Linked DNA regions of Mus musculus: region 1 is linked to region 2. A link is a loop called in an ENCODE intact Hi-C map of the cell type or tissue named here. Cell type or tissue: left cerebral cortex. All regions are shown on one strand. Each heading gives the region's core, and the rest is flanking DNA. Links, peaks and the distances in the headings are about the cores only.

Evidence for each region. A loop is a pair of places that touch in the nucleus more often than their neighbours do. Peaks named below come from ENCODE experiments on the same cell type or tissue, not always from the same donor. Only the 100,000 strongest peaks of a DNase experiment are listed, where the experiment ranks them.
Region 1: it touches region 2 in a loop (7-fold over the local background); 2 of 42 quality-filtered maps call a loop at or near these places.

Annotation. Positions count from the first base shown.
Region 1 is chr12:27,131,509-27,143,843 of GRCm38, reverse strand. It overlaps Gm9866 (predicted gene 9866), which reads left to right. Exons shown (of 2, transcript NR_045870.1): 2 at 1,682-3,048. Among named protein-coding and RNA genes, the nearest start is that of Gm20187, 23 kb to the right of the region's middle. In left cerebral cortex, for the core only: a CTCF peak has its summit at 10,234; DNase peaks (open chromatin) are centred at 3,323, 4,882 and 7,515; H3K27ac peaks cover 493 bases.
Region 2 is chr12:27,052,284-27,064,618 of GRCm38, reverse strand. Gm30515 (a long non-coding RNA gene) reads left to right here. Exons shown (of 7, transcript XR_001780580.2): 3 at 1,000-12,335. Among named protein-coding and RNA genes, the nearest start is that of Gm30515, 25 kb to the left of the region's middle. RefSeq lists an enhancer at 1,520-4,545. In left cerebral cortex, for the core only: a CTCF peak has its summit at 4,541; DNase peaks (open chromatin) are centred at 2,437, 3,107, 4,444, 6,893 and 2 more places; H3K4me3 peaks cover 835 bases; H3K27ac peaks cover 1,489 bases.

The DNA.
Region 1 (12,335 bases), core at 2,686-10,685, 78 kb before region 2:
TTGGGGATCTGGTCTCAGATGACCTTGAAGCTAGGTGGTCAGCACAGCCTGGCAATGGCCGTGGCAGAACACACACATCCCTGCTTGTTGATGGTTTCCCGCTGTGTGTGCCCCCAGGTGCTCCCAGAACCCATTGGACACTGTTCAAAAGTGGCCGCTGCCAGGTCCCTCTGCCCTAGCGGGCACTGTGGACAACAGCTAACTATGCTCTGGGAAATAGCAGCTAGAAGCAGGCAGCTCGTTTGTCTTGTCTGATGTGCTCTGGTAGAAAAGCCCTGGTGTGCGCACTGCATCTTATTACAGTGCCAGTAGAGACAGGTCCCCTCTGAGGGCTGGCTCACTGTTATCAACCCCCTTTCTGCGGCATCTCTCTAGACATTTCCTGTCAGGTCCCTTTTTTGTATGTGTGTTCCCTAGTCCTGTGCTAACGAGGATCTTTGAAAAATGACTGGTATGGTAATGATCTACGGAACTTACCGGAGATAGCAATTAAACATGGTTAATGGCTGAGGTACACTGACACATTAAAAGGCCTGCAGACGGCGATTTATGAAGACAGCTCTGCCGCCTACTTGGTATCCAACGCCTTTCTCTAGTCTCTGCTTAGACGGGCTGGTCTCCCTTTGGAAACATTTCCAGGCCCCTTTCGGTATCTCCAGTTGCCAGGCCACCAAGAAAAGCACATTAACCACTTTTCTGTTCATCCTGGTGTTTCGCTGCCTCACAGTCCTTCCTGAGGTAGGCTTTGTCTTCATGAAGCTCATGTCAGGAGTGCAATTTTCAGGAAAAAGAAAAAAGATATCAAAAGAGAAATTGTTGGGGTGGGGTGGGGTCTAGAGGGATAGATGGCTCAGTCAACAATGTTCTTCTCACCCAAGCATGGAGGATCTGCATTTTTGTGCCCACATAAAATTCCAAGCTTGGTAGTAAGTCTATTACTATAACAGAAAGCAACTTGGGAAGCAAAGGGTTTATTTCAGCTTACTGAAATGTCTATTATGGAGGGAAGTCAGAACGCTAGCTCAAAGAATCTGCAGGTAGAAACTTAAGCAGTGACCATGAAGGGGTGTTACTTTCTGATTTACTGTTGGTGGCTCACTCAGCCTGCTTTTTTATACAACCCAGGATGACCTGCCTAGGGGTGGCTCCATCCACAGTGGGCTGGACGCTCCCACATCAATCAATATCCAAGAAAATGCCCAGCAGACATAGCCACTGGCCAGGCAGATGGAGACAATTCTTCAGCTGAGTGAGATCTCCTTTTCCCAGGTGACTATAGTTGGTGTCAAGTTCATAAAACCTAAGCAGTACAGTGGCACACACTTATAATCCCAGGGCTGGGGAGTCAAAGACAAGAGACTCCCTGGGGCTTACTGGTCAGCCAGTCTAGCTGTATTGGTGAGCCAACTCCACCTTCACTGAGAGCCTTTGTTTCAGCAATAAGTTGGAGAGGTTGAAGGAGACAGAAGACATTGATCTCTGCCCTCTGCATACACAGACACACATAAATTTGTAGCCCCCACCCATGCACACATACCAAGAGAACTTTTAGATTTAACGTCGGAGATGAGTTTTATAGGTGTGTGAAATAATGTGCTAACAATATTGGAATGAGTCACTGGGTTTCACTCTCCTAAACGCTGCTGATTTCTGGCTATAACACATATTCTGCTTTCTGCAGGGAAAAGCGGAGCCCTGTTCAGCATTGGTCACCAGGTTGCAGGGGCATCACTTCCTTTATCCAGCATCCTGCCTCTGCACCATGTGAAGAAACCAACCCACTTTCCAATGGCAAACCCAAGTTCATGCAGACCATATTCTCCAACGTCTGTACTTCCCCTACCAGTTGGATCTGTGTTCTTTTGCAGTTCTGGGGACTTTTCAAGACTCTACTGACTAAATCTGCAAAGAGTGCCGATAATGCAACTCTTAAGCTGGCTTTCTGAGCTATCATGATGTCTTTCCCTCTCTTTGTGCCCAAGACCGTGTGCTCTCTTGCCTTTGAAGATCCATGATGTTTGAAACTCATGAGACCCAAGGCAGAAGTGTCCAGACAACTAGGAGCTAAGTCAAGCTGCTTGCATTCGCAAGCCAGGACTTGACTGGAGGGAATACAATAGAGGTGCAGACACTTCTGTGCTAACCTGTGAGTGCCTTTGGACCATGAAAATAATGTGTCTGTGGGAAAGACAATGGGTGGTTGCTTGTTGATGCCTCCTGGGGTGCTGTTTGATGAGCTCTGAAATACGCACTCTGCTCACACACAGGGTCACAGAAGGCACGGGGATCTTAAGTGCACTCGTTCTAGGGTCATCAGTGAGCTGACACTATGTGCAGATGAGCCCCTCTGCTTCTCCTGGAATCATCATTAGATGGCCAGGAAGGATCTCCGTGTTGGACTCCTCCATTCTGATACATCCTGTCTTCAGGGATAGAAAATGTTCCTGGGGGAACACGGGAGCTAAAGAAACCTCAGCTTTTCTCGAGTGTCTGGATTATTCTGAACTACATGGATTATGTTCAAGCCCAGGATGAGTGGCTCAAAGCGTGGCTGTGAGTGAGTGAGACGAAGAAAAATTGGGATCATATTTTATTCAACCAAGAGAAATGGAATCCAGCATAGTAGATTTCATGTTCTTGGGAAATATGTCCTGTCAATGGTGTTATTGAGAAGATAGGCAGAGAACACGTTCTCCCAGACAAGGAAGAGAAGAAGATGTGGCCTTGGCTTTGTGAGCTGTGGCAGGGAGGGACCTAGCATGGGAGCAAAGGTCTCTGGAAGCTTCCAGACAAACAAGTGTGGGTGTCGTTTGTCAGCTCCCTGAGAGTGGGTATCGCAGAAGACTTCCTGTGTTTTCTGTGGATAAATACACAAAACTATGCATTACTGCAACACAAGCAGGCTTTATACATTTCTTTGGTTTTAACAATTGCATTAGAAACTTTGCTCTCCCCTGAATCCTAAGAGGTGTGTTGTTGTCGTGGTTGTTTGTTTTTGCTTTTTTTTTTTTTTTCAAATAGAGACAAATACAGGAGAGAAGGAAGCGCATGGCCATTGCCTGGTTCTCTAGTGCGTTGGGAAGATGTGGCAAATGGTCTCTAAAGGATGGAGAGGTGACAGGTGTGCTCACTCAGGACCTTGAGGCCTCAGAGCCCATCAGGGAGTCCCCCAGCCATGGCTGGCTCTGCTTCCATTCACTCAGTTGGCTGGGCTTCCCTCCACCCCTTCTCAGCAGCCGGTTATTAAGTGGGGAATAGTAACAAAAGCACATCTCAGCCCTCGGGCATTCTGCATTGGTGGGCGTGGACGGAGGAAACCTCAGCCTAGCCATTGTTATGAAGCCCAGCAGCTGGCAGCTCTGGCCAGCTGCACCCGCTTCACAGGGGCTGCTCCCAAGCTGCTGCTGCTCTTCCAGCCTCATTCAAGGCCAAGTGGGACCATGTGCATGCTTGTTGTCCCCTAGGTTTGTCAGGAAGTGGGAGGCCATCTCAAGGGCAACAGCCTACCAGGTTAGACTTCAATTTGCATTCAAAATGACTTGTCTCAAGGTCAGATTTTCCGTGGACCAGACTTTAGTTTTTTTGTATGTTTGGATGTGTTGGCGAGCATACGCTCATGTCTGTGTATGTGCGTGTGTGTATGTGAGGGAGGAGGAGGAGGAGGAGGAGGAGGAGGAGGAGGAGGAGGAGGAAGGGAGTAAGCACTGATTTATTCCCAAGTCTGTCTTTGGGAAGGATACTTTGTGGCTGATACTGTCCCCTTGGGTTACTCTGTGAATTAATATGCTTCAGGCACACACATGCATAAACGCCCCATGCCCACCTCCATCCTGACGTGATAGATGGCAGGCTCGACCTGGGGCCCAGAAGGTCACACTGTGTTAACGAATGAATCTTGACCGTTCTTTCACTATAGCCGCCAGGAGCCCCACACCGCTCCTCATTCCTTTCCAACGCAGCCTCCCCCATCCTGAGCAGCAGCTTCCTTTGTTAAGGGCCCAGAGGGCAGCTGCTGACTCTAGGGCTGGAGGGAGGAATAGAGGAAGAAGTCAGTACAGGCCTGACCAGGCCTAGTGGCTGGTTGCCAGCAAACAGCCCCCAACAAGCTCCGCTGTTCCCTAGGTAGATTTTTTTTCATGGATGCCATACATTTAGAGAAGGGGGTAGAGTCTGAGAGTTAATGGACCCCTCATAGATTGCATACACATTTTAAAAATTATCAACTGCGAATATCCTGTTAAAAGCCCACATTGCATTACTTGAAACAGGGATCTGGTGTCCCGCAATGTCACAGGGCTGCTGCAAGGGAGACAGGCTTTGTTAGCCTCCATGTTTTCCCTCCTACAGCTGCCCTGTCCAGTCTCTGCTCTGCCTGACTCAGCTGGAGCACACTGGTGAATTATGCATCACTGGGTGGGAGGGGAGAGGGGAAGGGGAGAGAGAGAGAGAGAGAGAGAGAGAGAGAGAGAGAGAGAGAGAGAGAGAGAGAGAGAGAGAGAGAGAGAGGCTGAACCTGTGGGGCTGTGTCTTTAGCATGGGGAGCCCTGCAGGCTTGTTTGTGCCTCCCTCCTACCACCATCCAAACAGCAGGCTAAGATGGTGGGTCCTATAGAAATGGGATGGCGAAACTACAACCACATTAGAGATGTAGTCCAGGCCATTCTTGTTCCATCTCCTCCTGGGAGCTCTGTCTGGTGGCCTCTCCATATGTGGGAGCATTTTTTAAAAATACATTAAACGCTGTCATTTGAAATGAAGTGGGATGTGCGGCTTCATTCCTGGAAGTTTCAAGAAAAGCCCTTTTCTAGCTGTTTTCTTTTTTCCTTATTTTTTAATTTTTTAATTTTTTTGCTTTTGGAAAGGCGATGCCTTCGCCTCCAAAGCTGTGTTGGCTCTCCGAGCCATGGTGGTGTTCTCTCCACTTCAAAAATACACAGGGACATGTGGAAGCATTCTAATTTTTTTTTTCAGATCCCGAACCATATGCACCAAATTTTCACAGACTTGATCTCAATGTAGATAAAAGTGAGAACCCCCGAGGGGGACCATGCTGTAGAAATCCCTGCATTGTAGACTCTAATTTAATCATCCCTAGCCACAGAATTTCTTTGCATAAATTACGGCCTCAATGATAACATCGCTTTCACAAAAGGTGGCCTCTAATCGATTTGACTCTCCTGGAGATGGCTGGGCTCTCCAAGCAGAGGAGTGATGCACCGTTCCAGAGAGCTGTGGATTGCACCCGGGGCTTCGGAGGCTGAGTGGCCCCTGATGGCTGTTTGCTTATTCAGCTGATTTCACTTTTCACCTTGACATTTGCAAACTGGTTTTTATTTTCTGGGAATAAAGGGTTATTGGCAACTGCCTCCACTTGGGCACCCGGAGGAGGGGCATCTAGTGGATTACCTCAGAGTGGAAACTGATGGTAGAAGCCTTTTTCAGCACACATTCTTCTTCTGTCTCCTCCTCTCTTTTCTTCCAGCCATTGGAAAACTTGATTTTTTTTTTTACATGTCATTTTTATGCTTTGGGGTATGCTCAAATATGACCAAGATCAATATCCACCAAGCTATGATGAACACTTTCTGGCCTCACTTTCTTCAAGTCTTTCTCTGGACCATGAAGAATGCTTCGAAAGCTTTGCTCTAGAAGGGAGACCATCAGTCACTGTCTGCATTGTGATGACTGAGGGCACTCTGGAGGATCCCTTTGAAAGAAAGTGTTGGGGGAGATTCTCATAGAAGTAGCTGGTCTCCATTCTTGGAACTTTACCCCACCAAGGACTTGAGACAGAAGGAATATAGGGACTGACTGAGTAGTGCACCACTCTTGTCTTCAACAGGGTTCACTTGGAACAAATCTTCATTTTTACATGTTCCCAACTGAAGGTTGCTTCCACTTTCAGAATTCTGAAAGGAGGCTGAGCCTCACACACACACACACACACACACACACACACACACACACACACACGTGTAAAGAAGGAATTACATGTATGCTGAAAAATCCATCAGGCACAAGCACACAGCTGGTATTTAATAAAGATGGGAGACTGGAGTGAAAATTTTGCAAGCTGTCACAGCCCTATTCATGAAAGCAAGGACTAGGCTGGGGAGGTGTTTCTGTGAGTAAGAGAGTTTCCTGAGTAAGCAGGAAGGTCAGGTTTCAGATCCCCAAACCCACATAAAACCTGGGTGTTGCTGCCCATACCTAGAAACCCGGAAGGAGGGTCAGAATGATTGCTGGGGGGTTGCTGGCCATCATCCCTGCTGAATGGCAGTGAGTGCTGGGTTCAATCAAAGATCCTCTCTCAAGGAAGTAGGCAGTTAGTGTAAAGCAGAACACCTGACATTCCTCCTCAGCCTCTTTACGTCCGTGCAAGGGCTCAAGCACCTACACAGATGTGTACAGGAATATGCTAAACACATGGACTGCCATGATGATAAACAATGCAGTTTGTAACCCTGTTACTACAATAACATCATTCCTGATAAAACATAACTAGGAAGAAATGTAGATATTTATTCTTGGGGCAAGATAACTGGAGACAGGACATGTATGCGCGTATAAGCATAGACAAATTGCAGGTGCAGGCTATTTGAGGTTGCTAGCCTGCTGTCTACACTGTGTCTACACAGAGGGGCCAGAAGCCAAGATGCTGAGAGTAATGACACAGAGAGCCTCAGATGCCATTTGGATAGTAAAGGATTTTATGCAAACTTTGCTTGTGTATAAATAGGAGGGTGCAGGACAGAGAGAGGTAAACAACCACAGTGATAACTTAAAGGCCAACAGCAAATGGTCCTCTCCCCATTATTCTCCCTTGAACACTGACTATGACATTAAGAGCTGGATCTGTCCTTCTGTGTCCACAGTGTGTAACTTGATGTAGAGAGGCTGAGAGCTCTTTCCTGGGAAAACTTGTCAAGGTGGGAGCCTTGCTTGAGTTGGAAGAAAGGCTAGAACATTCTAGCAATGGGTCTTAGCCCAACACTCTCCAATTTTCTTTGTATATACTTCATACTATATACATTTTCCTATTACTCTTTGCGTTAAGAAAGGTGAATCTGCTGAGATAATCTTTGCTTGCACTTAGGCATAGGATGGAGTGTCCATGGAGGCCACAGGAAAACACCAGATGTTTTCTCAAGACAGCTTTCCACTAGAATTTTAACGACAGAATTTCTCAGTGAACTTAGAACTCATGAACTTAACTAAGCTATCTCAATGAGCTCTAGGTACTCTCATGTCCCTGTCCCCTGCCCCCCCGGTGCTGGAGTCATAGACAAACATTAGCGGCCCCAGCTTTTTACAGGGTACTAGGAACCAGAATGCAGAGCCTCAGGCTTGTACCATAGGCACTTTACCCACTGAGCCACATCCCATCCTGGATGGGAGACTCTTCATCTGTAGAGTTGCAAAGCTTCCTTACAGAACTAGAGCGAGGAATGCTGTTTGGCAGGAAAATCCTGCAGCACACACAGAAGCTTAAGAAACAGCAGCGATTTCCTGTCCGGGGTGTGCACAGCAGCCTTCTGTGCCGCTGCTTTCACAACTGTGGATTTAACGATGTCAGATTGAAAATATTCAGGGGAAAAAAAGTTCCTCTGTACTGAACACATACAGATCTGTTTCCCTTTGCCAGAGAAGCCCAGTGTAAGGCTCATTTGCAGAGCTTTTACACAGCTTTAGGTGTGGTAAGCCGTGGAGAGAGAGTTTAAAGCACACGAGAGAATGCGATAGGTTACATGCGAGTGTCACACCATTTTATATAAGCACTTGAGCATCTGCAGATGTTGGCATCTGTTGAGGTTCTGAGAACTAATCCCCAGTGAAAACAGAAGGCAGACTGACTGTTACTTGGTGTCATGCCTTTTCTATTATGTAAAGCAAGGATATTCTTCTGGATTAAGCATTAAATGGCCATAATTGCAGCCGATTTAAAATACAGATAAGACAACTTCTTAGCTTTACCACCATTCAATGTCTCAGACAAATTAGACTCCCTGGGTCTTTCATTGTAAACAGAGTGACATTAGACATAGCCCTGAAATCCTCAGCAGAATATGGAAGCTACTTGAGCAGAGACTCTGGGTAGGGGGTGTGGGTTTTGAGAGAATTGTATGAATTGAAATCTTAACTCCTTTTTATATGTGGTTTGCCCTACAGGTGTGCGTAGGGGTTGGGAGGGGCAGAAGAGGCAGTGCCCTGCTCCTCGGTGCAGTGTGGCCAAGAAACCAGTTGTTCTGATGCTGAGTCTGTTCTCGGGCTGTCCTCCTAGAGTGTGCCCCACCAGTTGTTCTGATGCTGAGTCTGTTCTCAGGCTGTTCTAGAGTGTGCCCCCCCCCCAACCAGGCCTATAAGCTACTAGGTCTCTACTACATCTACAGGGAAGAGAGGGGAAGAAGTGAGGGCCCAAGCCCGGCTCTCCTCCCCCAAGCTAGCTCCTTCCCCTTGCCATAGACCAGTTGTCTGTATTGACTCTCCTATGATTCTGAAGTCCATTCTATAGAAAACAGGTCCTGGAGCAGGGGAGACCCTTTCAGCGTCACACTGTCATAAGCACAATCAGATCAACTAGACAGCACAACCAGGCAGGCTGGAGAGAAGTGGAAGGAAGTGGAGTTCAGAGACTCCAGTAGATTCTAAGTAAACTCAAAGGCTGATTCCAGTGTGTGTGTGTGTGTGTGTGTGTGTGTGTGTGTGTGTGTGTATGTGTGTGCACATGTGTGTGTGCCTGTGCATGAGTGTGCTCGTATACCCTCATGTGTCTGATTGTGCATGTGTATGTGGAGACCAAAGATTGATATCAGGTGTCTTTCTCCATTGCTCACCTCCATTAATTTTGAGACAGGGTCTCTCATTCAATCTGGACTTTGTTGATTTGTCTAGACTGCCTGGTCCATGGGACTCAGGGACTCTCCTGTCTCTGTGGTCCCAGCACAGGGCTTTCAGGCATAGGCTATATCATATCACTTTTTCTATGAGTGCTAAGAATGTACACTGTCAACTGCATTATCCCCCCCCCTACCCAGGTCTCCTCCCTAGCTCTCCATTAGGAAAGACCATGACAGCATGACCCGGTGGGGTGACTAAAGGAAGCCTTGTCCTTTGGGATCAGTGGAGGGAAGCAAGTTGTGCAGACAGCAGGAGCAGGCTGATCAAAAGGCTGGGCCCAAGGACAACAAGAGACAAGCCAGGTAGACAGCAGCTGAGGTCTGGGCTTGAGAGTCATTTCAACCAGAGTCTATTGACCTGAGTGTCAGCTAGCTAAGCCATATATCCACAGGGAAATAATAGCTCAGCCTTGTTGCTCTGGGCTGTGGGCAGGTCAATAATTACCACAGAAAGAGCTAAAGAGTCTGTGGAGGGAGAAACATCCAAACACACAGTGGCAGTATAAGATCTTTTAGAAGTTGTGAGCTTGTTCTTTAACTTTTCTTTCTGAGCTCATCCTACAGGGAAAATATCGACTTTCTACCTGCCCTGGGGCACATTCAGCCCCAGCATGACACCACACTGTCACTCTGAGTTTTTTTGGGGTCCATGGTGATTTCTGCAGAGAGGTAGCTTCAGACTCAACCCACCCCCTTTCCTTCTGCTTCTGAAAGACTCTATAGCAGTCACCTTAGAGATACCTGGGGATGGGGCACCCTCTCAGAGGTGAAGGGGAGGGAAGATGGGGGCAAGAACTCTGAGAGGGTACTGGGAGGGGGACAGCATTTGGGATGTAAATAAATAAAATAATTTATTAATTTTAAAAAGCCTTGAACAAAGCAATCACTTATAAAGACTAAAACCATAAGTAGTATCCTGTCCCAACAGCACTATACACATGGTTGGCCCAACCTATGAGTGAAAGCTAGGGGCCTCTAACTGGCCCAGTTCCCACTTCACTCCCCCAACTGCTTCTGTGCCTGGAGGGTGGAATAGTACTATTCTCTGCAGGAGACATGCAATTTAGGTAGCAGCTCCCAGCAAACATGGAGAGCCAGCATCATGGGTTTCATTTCCTCTATAGCCAGTCAGTTTGATGTTGGTGGGTATTTCATGCACAGTGTTCAGTGTTTTCTTCAAGCTAGCCCAGTTTGCATGAGCTGTGGGGACATGAACCCTGCCCATCTGTTCTCCTGAGACTGCTATTGTTTCCAGGCCTGGAGAGAGGATACCTCTGCATTCTCCTTCCTGGGATGATACTGTGTTTTCAGGAGAGATGCTGTGGGGGCCCAGTCTGGACCAGGTACTAACACTGCCCCATGTGGCTCAAAGCAGCCAAATCAGAGTAGCTTGCTGACAGGAACCAGTACCTCTCTCACAGGGCGCCTGGCTGGAGGGTTGCTCTGCTCTGAGTAAGGCTACTAAAGAAACTACTCATGATGTGTGCAGGATACAAAGAAATGTATGCCAGACATCCTTGTCTGGGAGGCTTATTGTGAAAAATGATGGAGCCCTAAGCTGTAGATGGAGCAGTAGCAGAGTTTTCCCCTCCTCCAGAAAACTGCCTCCTGCTCCTACACAACTGGGCTTGTGGGCCTTCTGTCTGTATCCATGCTGTGCTCCATGCCCTACCCCCATCACTGCAACCCTTCATGGGATATCTCTGCACACTCTGCCTGACATTGCCCTTGACATCACCTTCTGTTGTTCAGTCAGTGGCTCAGCTTGCTCAGGGACCCCATGGATGTCCCACATTCTTCACTCATTTGAGAGGGGGAGGGAGAGGAGAGGGAGAGGGAGAGGGAGAGGGAGAGGGAGAGGGAGAGGGAGAGGGAGAGGGAGAGGGAGAGGGAGAGGGAGAGGGAGAGGGAGAGGGAGAGGGAGAGGGAGAAGAAAAGAGAAGACTGTGACCTAGAGTGAAATCAGTTCCGGTAGCTGGAAAAACAGAGAAACAACCAACCAACCATATTTGCCAAGGAAAGATCTGGCTTTTCAAATGCTCCAATACCTCATGAAGTCAGAACATAGACACAGTGGGTCTGAGCCTGTTCACTACTGAAAATAGGTCTTCTTGGCTCTATAATACTTGAGTGTAAAGTCAGAAACTCATTTTTACATGATACACAGACATGTATGCACATACACATATGTGCATGTGCATGCATGTACTCACATGTAAACCAGTTAAGTAGTATCCAAATAGAAGTCATTTCACAGAGAAAGCTGTCTCTCACACCTGTTTAGATGCCCAGTCTTCTCTTTTCTTCAGCACCTCTACCCCTCCTCTAGATGCCCTAGTAATATCTTCCCTACACATGTTGATATAATGTCTCCTTTAAGTGTCTTTAAGTGCTGTCTATGCTACATGACCCATACTACATGCTACCCAGTGTATGTAATCAGTGGATAGGCCAGAATCTTCATAAGTCCCTTGAAGCATCTCTCTAGGATCTCTGCCCTTCTGCAGAATGTAGGCTAATGGACAAACTGTCCAAGAAACCTCCTTGACTGGTGTCCCAGAACCTTCTTCTCTTCTAATCTCATCCTGGACTAACTGACAAGAGTGTCCTATTCGATCAGTAGCAAGCTGTGCATGTTTAGCTACAATGACACAATTGTTATCATTATACATTCTTTCCTAAGCACTTCCACCCATTTCTCATGCAAGTCAGTAATTTTTATTCTCATTAGACAAATGAAGTAATGATTCCAAAAGATTTGGTCACTTTTCAAGCCAGCCTTCAAAGCCGAAAGCTCCTGTCTACAGAGCCAACTTGGAGTAGCTCCACCTCCCCTTCAGCCTCCCTCTATCCACACACGCTTTCTTCAGACACTCCTCACTTCCATCTGGCTCTCCAGACACTTGAGCTTTTACCCTCTCTCTCACCTCCACTCAGCTCTTGGCACACTTTTCAATTCCAAATCTTGAGAAACTGACAGGCCTGTAAGTGATGTTTTAGGAGATGTGGGTGGCAGGAGCTCAAAGGACAGCATCCGTGGATTCACTTAAGGCTGGAAACAGCATGCTTCTAAGCCAAGACACCTCTGCTCTGTTAGCAACAGGTTAATGTATACTACTAAGTATATGCTTGTTTGCCTTTTCTTCACCTAAGTAATATGTTATAGTCAGAGTTGACATTTTCCAGGGGACTTGATGACATTCTTATTTGTCCCCTGAATAGAACAACAATTTTAGCTGACATAACATGGAATTCCTCTGACTAGATTAAAAATGATCACAGGGAAGGCTTGTTGGCAAACGGAGCACTCTTGTTTCTAGAGCTGAGACTGAGCATGTAGGTGGATTCACAGTGGTGAGGAGATCCCTGGAGATCACAGAGTTCTCAAGGGAGGACACAACCACCTCTGAGCAATTGCTAGTATAGCAAGAACTATAG
Region 2 (12,335 bases), core at 1,472-9,471:
TGTGTGTGTGTGTGTGTGTATTGTATACGATGTGTGCATGTGTATATGTGTGTATGTATGTACGTGTATGTATATGTGAATATGTATGTATGTCTGTGTATGTATATGTGTTTGTATATGTCTGTATATGTATATGTGTATATGTATAGATGTATGCATGTATATGTATGTATGCACTTATGTATGTATGCAAGACTTCAACACAAGTCCTTTCCTAGAAATAAAGAATAAGTTGAAGTTGCTGCTGTTTTGATTATATAGCTTTTGTACGCCTCCCAAGAGAATAGCCATCTACTCAGTGCAATTCCTTAAACTGTATTTTCTATTCCTTCCATGTCTTGAATAGAGGAAACATCTTCTGAACAGAATTCTCTCTAAATGAGAAATTAGAAAGGGGAACAAAGTCTAAGCCATACTTTGAGGTCAAGTGTCCTCCTTTGCTGTGTTTTCCTGGCTCATTGAATCTTGTCACACCCCAGATCCCCTTTCTGGCTGTGACTATAGTTTCTCAGGCTTGGGACCTCTTTTTCAAGGTTAAGAGAATGTTACTAACATGGTTGAGAAAAAAGTGTTATCAAAGATGATGAGAAAAAGGCCTGAGATCTGTGGTTTTAAGTAAACAAAATATTTTTAAAGGAAGGATTCTTTTTCCCTATGAGATAATGTTCTTAATCTCAGGCACTTTCCTGTAGTTAGAATCATCTACAGGGCATAAAAAAAAGTCAGCCTGCAAAATTAGAGAATTATTTCAATAATGGCTGCTTTTAGATTTGCTGGATGGAAACACAAGAACAGTCAGATATAAACCTTCAAGCGGTAAAGCCAACTACGTACTGTATTTGGTGCTTTCGGAAGACTGGCAGTTCTATTGAATGAGATCAGTTGCACAGTTCCTAATGCCTCACCAAATGCACATGGACGTATAGCAAGAAAGAGCCATATTTGCATGTCAGGATTTGTATTTGAATATTTGATTGTGCTTCCTTTCTTCCCCCACAGGCAGAAACCTAGGCCCAGGAATGTGTGATTTACCAAGGTCACTCAGCCCACAGGACCAGGGCTGGCCTCCTCTCCCCCAAGATCCATGCTTGGCTGAAATGCAGTTTTCCCTACGCCAGATAGGATGGTGCTGGAGGACAATCCTATGGCACATATGATAATAATTCACATTATTTCAAAGCATCATTTAAAAAAAAAACCCAGAAATATGACACACACACAAAATCAATCCCTGCTTTTCTTAAACCCAGATTTGGAGTAAATAAGGACACCCATAGTTCTTCAAAAATCACTCCATAGGGAAGAATAACCAAACACTGAAGGTAATTAGCATAGCTCCATTTCATATATACAAAAATCAAATAAAACTCAGCAATGAAAATATTCAGAAACAGAAGAAAAAGTCAATTTTTTTAAGATGCAACCCTATCTTGGAATCTTTTTATTGGCCAAAAGCCTTTGCAAGTGCTGCCTGTGGGTGCATGTTCCCGAGCCGGGGACTGTTCTGTGAGCTTCTAGACCACGCTGCAAGAATCCATGCAGTCCAGTGGCAGTGAAGCAGTTAAGTTCCCTCATCTCCTAGGCAACCAGCAATGGCAGTCCACATAAGAATCCTGGAGACATTGCCAATCTGCTGTTTAATAAAGTAAACTTTGATTGCTAGAGATATTTCTTCTTTTTATAAGTCATTTTTTCGTTACTATATTCAAATGTAATGCCAACCAGCATGCTCTATGTGCAGGGGTAGCCTCTACCCTGTAAAGAATGGCCCATTAGAAATGTTATTTTAAAAGATGCAGGGCACTGTGCATATTCACAACTGATTGGATTGCATAAGAAAATAACATCAAAGAAAGCTCCTAAGGTGTATTTGCTTAGTGAGAACAATTCAGAACATAACAGAGCTCAGTTTCCCAGTTTCTTCTTCAGCAACCTGAAAATATTAATTTCTGCAAGCTGCATGTCGTTTAATTTTAAGATGCTGAATATCCTGTGATGTATCCGTCTGCTTTTTAAAATTAAAATCTAGAGTCTCCATTTTGAAACAAAATTGTGTGTATGTCCCACTCAGACAAGCACAGAAAAGATTTATTCAAAGTTGCCCAAGCCTTCTCTCCCCTGTTTCAGAAGCTATGCTGCAGCTTGGGATATTGACAAGCCCTAATAGGAAACCTAGCAGGGGAGCTTAATGAGCCCTGCACTGAGTGTGAGGGAGGGCAGGAGGAAAGCCACGGCAAAGCTAAACCAAGCTCTGTGTCCACAGTGCCTAGCAGCCGGCATGGCAGCTGCCTGGCGTTCTCCTTCTGTCTCCTCTGCCCCTGTACACAGCTCTTTCCTCTGACCCAACTAGCTTGATAAAAAATTGTGCTGGGTTCTTCACAAACATAAAAGCAGCCGAACAAAACAGATAGTCTCTCCATTGATGAAGAGGAGGGGAGATTGGAAGGCTGGATAGGAGAGCCAGTGCTGCAGAGCCGCGCGTAACACCGAGTGGGGAGCAGTGGGGGAGGGGCAAAAGGAGAACCGCTTCGGTAAAAAAATGGCCCCTGCTCCTTGTCTGTGTACCTCCTTGATGTTGTCCTCCAGGAGAGTTTTGTTAAGTCAAATCTTCAATTCTAAGAACACCATCTATCTAATTTACACCCACAGCACACTGGGTATTTCTCATCTTTTTTTTTTTTTTTACAACATTTCTTAGATATCCCTTTGTTATCATTTTCCACTCCAGTGAAAAAATCAAAGGCTTGCCTCTCCCCCAGCCCCTAAGAGTCTTCCAGCATTTTGCCACCCTTAACTCTGCTTGCGATTAGAAAAGTCAACAGCACGATTCCTAGCTCTAATGAGTAGACAGCTCCAAGGAATTTGTAGCCTGCATTTTCTCTGCACACCAAGTATAGGGTCCAGTAGTAAATTCTGTGATGTTGCCTACATCCATGGTGGATAACCCCGTGCATCGCTTAATACGATTTATGCTTGTTGGCTCTCTCTATATGCCCTGCCATGGTGAATAAAGGAGAGGCCGAGTTCCCGTGGCAACCAGAGCCACTGCACTCCCAACTGCGGGCAAATTCTTCCTAAGCAGAAAGTAGGCAGGAGAAAGACTATGCTGGCTCCTGCATAAACATGCCAGGCTCTGATCTGGAAGAAGGAGGCACCCAGTCTCAGATTGAATTTAGATGCTCTGATTGCTTGGCCAGACCCTTCCATGTGCTCTTCCCATGGAAACATCTGCAGCTGGACGGGAGCCCAATCATAATTCTTTGCAGATCTCCCCAGCCCCGTTGCTAGTCGAATGTCACCCGGGCTTCATCAAGGACGAGACTCCATCAAGGACCCAGAGAAGAATTCTTTATGCATCTGCTCAAAATGAGGAGGTTATTTTGTTGTCTTCAAGATGGCTCTTGAGCTGCAGGCAGAGCCAAGGGCTGTGGCCTGAATGAGGAGAGTTGCTAGGAGATAAGCCCGGCTGCAGACAGCAGGCTGGAGTTATCTCTAATTGACAGCTCCTTACCCTAAGGGTCTAATTCTAACCTTGAGACCAGGACTATAATGAGAGGGCAGTTTTCCGTCACCCCTATTCCTGGCGCAGGCAGGGAGATTACTGGAGGACTGTTTTCTAGGGGTTTGTTATGTTTCTTTTATCGGGGAGGGGACCAGACTCGCGGGGGCCCTGTCTCAGCCCCAGTTTGCATCCCTGAGCCCTTGTCTGATTCATAACACCTGAATAAACTCTCTCCTGCAGTGAAGATGGGCTCGCTTTGAAATATCCAGGGTGTGCAAGGAAGAGAAGCCCTCTTGGACTTAAAATGATTTGAAACTGAAGCAGAACAGGTGGATTTCTTTAAAAAAGTGGGGATCGGGTCCGGGGAAGGCAAAGAAAAGAAAGCAAACACGGGACTCTATTTTCCATATTGCCCCTCCCTCCGGGCCCCTCTTGGCTTCCAGAGAAGTCTGCTCTGTGATTTCTGAGAGAGATTCTGTTTAGATGTCATGCCGGACAGTAAAACTACACACACAGACAGGGAAAGGATCTGCAGGTTGGGAAGAGCCCGGGTGTTCTGAATTTTTTTCTGCAAGTAGGTTGACTAGCTTTTGTGTTTTAGTTTTTTGTTTGTTTTTTTTTTTTCTGAATAATACCACACAGAAAATCCAATTTACGCACAGCCTGAATCCAGTAGGCCTAAGAGACCAAGGTTTCCTTGCGCCTGTGAAACTGTCAAAAAAGAGAAAGCATTTTCCTGGTGTGCTGGGGTATGGGGTCTGCCAGACGAGCTTGCTCCAGCATTCCCTTCCAATGCAGAGGCTGGGGACGTGTATTCCTCATAAGGGCTCATTGTAGCAAATGCCACCTAGCATTTCCTCCCCTGAGAAACGTGACATGTGGAGATTTTGAGTACTAAAGAAAGCACATTTTAAATGAGGAGTATATAATTTAATTAGTGCATTTAATAAAGGAAGAAGAGATGTTTCATTGAGGGGGTGTTTGAAGGTCACGTCTGGAACTTAACTGAGAAACACCTGCAGTACCAGCTCTCCCTCTAGAGGCGCTGCTCACCCTGAGCCCCGTTCCAGGGCACAAAGGCCAGGGCCCTCCATTTCATTTAAGTTTTAAACATGATTTGGAAATGGAAGGATGTAGCCTGTCCTCCATCAAAATTAAATATCAATAGTCAAATAGACTTTCTTTTTAGTATCCTTTTAGTTAATTTTTTTTAAATATAATTTTAAACTTGCTGAAGAGTTCTAGAAAAATACAAACCTCACCAGAGTACCCTCAGATCCAGGGGCATTTTCCACCAGTCTCTTTGAGTGTTTGTGGTCCTCCCTGTCGCCTTAAACACTTTGATAGTATCCTGAAGACAATATGAATCTTTATCTTTCCCCAAGTACAGAAGCATGCTTTCCTATCACTGGACTTTCCAATTCAGAAAGTTAATTATCAGTGCTAGTGACTGTCGCATGACAATCCATGATCAAAGCTTGTCAATTATTCCAGCCATATTTCCTCTCCCAATCACATGTTGTATCTATCTTTCCAGGAACGATTTCCACCCAAGAATGATCTAGAAAATTCACCATATACTACTCAAAGATGCTATGAAGCTTGGGTTATTTTTAGTATTAAATATTCAGAGACAGGAAATGCCCAGAAAGAGTCAGGGCAGTGCATCTGTGATGTGTTGCATAAAACTTAGTATTTTTCTAAAGAAAAATGAATGCTTGTTTTCATTTATCACTTAAAGGGAAAACAATAATGTCAATTTAAAATAAATATTTTGGAAAACAGGATTGGATAAACAATAAATCAGCAATGCCCTTTGTGGTCAAATGTTTGTAGAGGGTGTATCTCCATAAAGTGGGTAGGCGTGGGCTTTCTTGTTTCATTGTTCTGGGATCATCCCTAACAGTGCAGGGTGGGCAGAGAGAGGAGAGACACTGTTAAAGAGGCAGCAATAGAACCCAAGAATGAAGCAGTTATTTCTGGATAGAAAAGAAGCATAGAAAGCAACAACAACAACAACAACACAAATTAAGATTTTGAGTACTGAGTATGGTAGTACACTCTCATAATCTTAGCACTTGGGAGTCTAAGACAGAAGACTCACAAGTTTGAGGCCAGCCTGGATTGCATACTGTCACACTCTCTTTAAATATAGAAGCGAAACTTGCATTCTATTTGTTTACAATTTTTTTATCTTGGGTATTGGCTAATTGAAATAAGTCCCCTTGGAGTTGTAACTAGTTTCTGGCCCCTCCCCCAACCACATGGATGGGTGTAGGGCCCTGGAGCTTCTTGCTTCTCTGCTGTCCCATCAGCCAGGAAGGTCAGACTCCTCCATCTGTTCCTGGTCTCTGGGCACACACGTGTTCACATGTGTATACAGAGCACAGTTCATATCTATCTGAACAGATTCTAAACAACTAGACCCAACTCAGGCGGGCACTGAAGTTTGATATACGTTTGGACAGAGTTCTATGAAGAGTTGTTCTCCAATGTGCAACGAACACGCAATACTCTCTCCAGTGTGAGGCTGGATTTGCGCACACCTGCTCAGCATCCTCATGTGACCACAAGGTCAACATTCTCTCTCCTTGCCCTCTGGAAGGACAGTCTGTGAAACCTTTCATCTCATGCCTGTGTTTGTCAAGCCACACAATTTCCCTTGCATTAGAAACCACATCCATAATTTTCTTTAAAACAACAGTATCTGGACTAACCAGTTTTAAATTCCCCACTCCTTTGCATGACAATGAAATGAAAATTTCTTCATGCTTGTGAAGAATTTAAATTCCATTGGAAATTGAATTCTCACTTTGGTTTCAAAGTGACTGTATGTCCTAGCATTCTGGAGCCTGGTAGGTGATCAAGTCTATTCAGGAGGTAGTTGCCAGCCCCTGATGTCAGGGGGACAGACCCCCAGATTATCTCTAATCAGCTGCTCAGGGGCTGAAGGATTCAATCACACAGCATTTTTTAGGAGCAGTTGCTGACCTCTGACCCTTCCTGCAGAGGGCTTGACGGGATTAGGGGAACTTTGCTCAGTTCACCTCCAGTTACAATAAACCAACAAGAAAGAACATACTTTTTAATTATCCAAACATATTTGCATGCTCGACTGAGTCCCCAGATGGGATGGAGAGCCATACCAAGTTACAGATAACAGTTGTAATATTCTCTGTCTCTGTCTGTCTGTCTGTCTGTCTGTCTGCCTCTCTCTTCCCCTTGCCCTTCCCTCTCATTTCTCTCTCCCTTTCTTCCCTTCCCCTACCCCTTTCATAAGAGGGTCTGTAGGTGTGAGCCAGGTTGCCTGTACTTTATTCATCTTAGTTGTCTGTAGCTTGACTCTCACTTCTCCTCTGTTTCTCCATTCTCACACAGCTGGCAGATTCTATTTTAATATTCTAACAGGTTTTACATGGTGCCAAAAACATTCAGTTCTGTTCTGTTCTCCTACGACAAGGCAATGCATCTCCAGCTTACAGTTATCAAAGATCTGCAACATTAGACTACAGAGATACACAGGCATGGTAGGCAATCGGATTGTCACATGCATCTGTCCCTGGGAGGGTCCTTCCACAGAACTAGTTGATGAAACAAATCTCCATCAACAGGAAGGCTTGCTAAGGTATGTCAGGTTGACAGTAGATAGACCTAGCCCACATAAGGGTCAATGACATCTTGTGTCTGCATGTGTTCAATTTTTCAACTTGAGATATCCTCCCCCTTCTCCCTCCATCTGTTGGCATTAGGATCTCCCAAACCTATGACATCACATAGGTGACAGCACTACCTGCAACCTGCAGACTTGTTGCCAAGGCAATAGGTACCATATTCCTAACATTCACTTGGTTCACCTCTCACCTTTATCTGCGTTACATCATTCTCCATATAAATAAGGAGAACACCCTTCTCTCTCTCTCTCTCTCTCTCTCTCTCTCTCTCTCTGTCTTTCTCTCTCTCTCTGTCTTTCTCTCTGTCTCTCTTTCTCTCTCTGTCTCTCTCTCTCTGTCTCTCTCTATCCCCCTTTTCTCTTTCTGCAACTATCTCCTCTCTCTTTCCCCAATAAAACCTCTTCCACATGGAACTGCCTTGGCCTAGTGTGCTGTTGAGTCGTGACCCGCCATTCTAACACATGGTGATCTAGCATGCAGTCAGATCTCTCCCTGGTCCTCCTAGTAGAGGCAAGACAAACAGACTGACTTCTCCTAGGATTTTCTTGTCATTGGTGACAAAGATGAGCAGAGTACCATAGGGTACAGTGTGGTGACATGATTTATCATATCTATTTGTGCCTACCTTGTTTCATTTTATTGTACTTTTATCATTAGAAAAGTCAGACAGAGGAGATGATGGCTCAATTTTTTTCTGAGTTCAGCAGGACGCTGCATAGATGGTGTTCTTTGGTTGCTTTTTGTCTTTTTCTGTTTTCTGTATTTTTTTTAAGTTAGTTTCTCTCCCCTCCTAATGGTGCCCTGCTAACATTGTTTGGTGTTAGCATTTGGTTCCTGATGAAAGGCAAATGTACTGCTAAGTCCATTAGCACCTTTGCTCAAAATAAATAGCACTCTTTAAGCCAGAAAGTGACTTATCTGGAATTTTCTTTTTGGTGGCAGAATGGACAGATATTGTGCAGGTGGATCTGAGGTCAAGGAGTTTCCATTCCAAGCTCAAAGTAGGTTCTTGGCCTGGTACCATGCAGGTCATGCACTAAGCATCTTGGGTAATCAGGTAGGAAGCATTTCCTGTTTTTCCAGGTATTTAAAGCATGCAGCCTCCTTGCTGAGAAGACACCTAGCTATGTGCTGTGGATTGCACACTCTGCTCTACATGCAAACTATTACAGTTGAGAGAAACTAACTCTTCCTGTGGAGTTAGGGCAGCCTTAGAGGAGACTTCACAGTTGTGCTACTCCATGAAAAGTGAATAGACTCCAGGCAGAGAGAATAACTTGAGCCTGAAGGATGGCAGGGCCTTTTGGAATGGGTCTTAGAATGAGGGCAAACCCCTGTGGAGAGGGATGAGGCTACAGAAGACTGCAGAAGGAAGACGTGGGGTGTCCGCTGTAGAAAATGAATAAGTACCTGTTTGATTTATGCCTCCTCCATCTAGCTATTGATGATCTGTGAGCAGTCAAAATGTTCGCTGATGCAAAGCACATTAAACCAACAAACAAGTAGAAGAGAAGCCCATGGGCACCGTATAAGGAGAAGCTGTGACTGTCCTAGGGCTGTCCCTGGGTGGTAGTGACAGGATACTGCCTTTGACTGGCTTAGGTGTTTGAAGGATAATTTCGAAGGTGTTACCTGCTACTCTCAGGCAAAGGAAGTTAAGAGCAAAGTTCCGATCTTTAGTGATACAATTAGGTGGGGACATGTGACTCCCTGTAGCATGCAGAAGGAATGATGCATTTGTGTAGTCTGTATTCCTGCCCGTTCAACAACAAATCTCTTTCATCATCCCAGGGAGAAAGGAGGCAAAGTCAGATTGTGTATGACTCTATAAATAGTTGGCCTGCTGGTGAAATCAGATCAAGGTCTCTCGACTGTATAATAGAATTACCACTGATTCTCTAGTTCTGCTACCTAGGCAGTATTTATGACAAAGAACTCTTTATGTGTTGTATGGTCACATTTCAGAGTGAGGCTTTACTGATAAAGGGGTGCTTTCTCTGAACGTTACCTTTGAAAAGCTCAGGTGTGTGTGTGTGTGTATGTGTGTGTGTGTGTGTGTATGTGTGTATGTGGTATATATGTATGTGTATGTGTGTAAAGACAGAGACAGACAAATGGAGAGATACTAAAGCAACAGATCGAAGAGGGTTGGACACCCCTGTCTTGTTAAATAATTTGTAGCAATTCTATGTTCTGCAAACTTTTTTTAAAGCTTAAAATAAAGTCACACACTGATATGTGACTGTCCTGAGGGGCACTTGGAAACCTCAGCAGCCTTTGTTCTATATGTACTGGAAGCCAGAACAACTCCGGGTCTACCTGGTAAAAGGGTGCTGCAGCTATAGCGTGAGGTGGGTCCTCTGACCAGGAAGGCAGAGGAACAGCCCTTTCTGGAGTGGCTCCATTAAGGAGCCAGTGCTTTCCATATAATAAGAGCCACACCATTCACCTTACTGCCTTTATGTAAGGCAGTTGCATTTTCTTTGGCTGGGTTTCTATCCAGAGGTTGCCCCTGCATCTTCCTGCTGCCAGCACACCACTAATGCCAGAGCCAGTGTGCTCCTCCGTGGTCATGAGTGCCATGTGCCCTGCAGCCCTCTTAGGAGTTCTGATGACTGTGAAGGATGTAAGATACAAGCCCTAGTCATGGTCTCAGGAGCCCTTCTCCAGACCTCCCTCCTTTCCTGGAATATGTAGTGTGCCAACACCAGTAGATCTGTTCAACCTTCAAGAGCTAGACTGGTGATGAATATTTCTTTGTCTAGCAAGCATCATGTGTAAGACAGCAAGAGTCTGCAGCAGCTTGAAGCTCCATCTGGCTAATGGAGAACACACTCTTGGGGTACGTATTGGTTCCTAACTCTCGTCTTCCCTGGACCGACAGCTGGGGTGAGATGCTTTGCTCAGCCTGCTGAGCCACCAGCAATCTGGAAGATTTCTCTCTGACCTGAGAAGGCTGGATTTCCTACTGAGAGTCTGCAAAGTGACCCATTGTGATGGAGCCACATCCACCAGCAACGAATGACTGTCCACTCATGGCTGAGTCAAAGGTCTGCTGGTAAACCCTTTCCTTTTAAGAAACCCCCATTATCAGGAGGACACTCTATGAGGATTGGACTTGTGACTCCAGGAGCAGTTTCCCCTCGGGTTCACTTAAGGTAGAATGGGAAGCACTTAGCTAATTGCTGGAAGATTCCTTCTCTATTAAACTAAGAAAGAGCATGAGGTAGCTGACTCAGCTCTGCTTAATGGCTTTGGCTTGGTCACTTTGTAACTCTTCTGAGTTAGGAACTTCAGCTATGGCTGGAGAATCAGCTCAGATGGTAAAGGGCTGGTCTTACAAACATGAAGATCTGAGTTCAGTGCCCAGAACTCCCAGTAAATGCTCCAAGTGGGCACTTGCAACCTCAGCTCCAAGGAGATGGAGACAGGCCAGCTGCTGTCTGGGTCTCACTGGCCAGTCAGCCTAAACTTGATGAATTCTAGGACACAGAGAGACTCTGTCTCAGGGGGTGATAAAAAACGAGGGCAACAAACTTAAACTCTGAGATATATATATCACTCAAAGTTGTCTTTTATCTGCTACACATGTGAATCTACAGATGAACAGGAACACCCTCCCCCCAGCACACTCCCCTACATGCATGAATCTATACATACACACATGGCAGCAAGCACACACCACACACTACACACACACACACACAGACACACACACTAAAATATAATAGACCCCCAATTTTCTCTGTATAATCCAACCTAAACTCCTAAACTTCTCAGTCTTAAGAATTTAGACATGAGCTTTCCTGAGGACCTGCACACTCTATAGTTTATCTCTTTGCTAATTTTTATTTCTACATTTTTTTTCCACTGGGCCTCCCCGAGTCTGAGTCCATGGTCCCAACATTCATGTAAATGGGTTTTTAGTTCATGAAAGGAACTTTGCACAGAAATTGAGGATATGTCCACATTCAAACCCAAATACCAGTTCTTGGTAGGGGAATCATGAGAGAATATGTATTTAAACCACATATACCCTGAACTTTTTTTTCTTACACAAAAAGGTTACTAGTTTTGTAAGATATTTTTAGGAATAAAGTAAGTATTCAGTTAGCATGTACATACAAATCTTCTGGTACAACACCTGGCCCCCAAACAGCACAAAACCAGAGAAGTTCATGCTTTTCCCACCATGACAGGTCTTGAGGACACCTGCCTACCTATACAAGAAATGACTCCCTTATCTAACCACCCAGGGCACAAGCCTGAAGTGTGAGGCTCAGCAGCCATCTCTAGAGTACACGACATTTCCTCAGGTCTCCCATGCACATATGCCCAGTGGGATGTCTGGACAGAATATTTGTTCTCACATCTTTTTAACACATACATTATTAGATGACTACAGCTCTCCCTATCAGAGTCTAAAGCAGGAACTTCATAAGGCTGTGAGCTAAATAACTGGTGTTCCTAGTACAAAAGGGCACAGGCCTTTCAATTTCTGATAAATATGTAAACACAGCAATTTTAGTCATTAGTAGAGTGTGCTGGCTAGTCTTATGTGAACTTGACACGCAGAGTAATCTGGAAGGAGTGAAACTTAATTGAGAAAAATGCCTACACATGATTCAGCTGTAAGGTATTTTCTTAGTTATTAATGAGAGAGGGACCAGCCCATTATGGATGGGGCCACCCCTGGGCTGGTGGTCCTGGCTTCTATAAGAAGGCAGACTGAGCAGACAATAGGGAGCATGGGGAGCAAGCCAATAAGCAGCACCCCTCCATGGCTCTGCATCAGCTCCTGCCTCCCGATTCCTGCCCTGTGTGAGTTCCTGTCCTGACTTCCTTTGGTGATGAACAGTGATTTGGAAGCATTAAGCCAAATAAGCACTTTCCTCCCCACTTGCTTTTTGGTCATGGTGTTTCCTTGCATCACTAGAAACCCTTACTATGACATAGTGCTTTACATAGAGCTAGCTTTCAGTAACATTTCTGATATAGTGGTAAGAAGAAATGGACAATATCCATAGTCCACTGATCTCCCACTTCTTCTAGTTCCCAATTATGGTTGATAACAACATGCTCAGACTCTGGAACTGAAAGAGTGTCCTAGCTTTTACACGTTACTCCATCCAGGGATGGTCTGTATCCCTGAGCATGTGTTT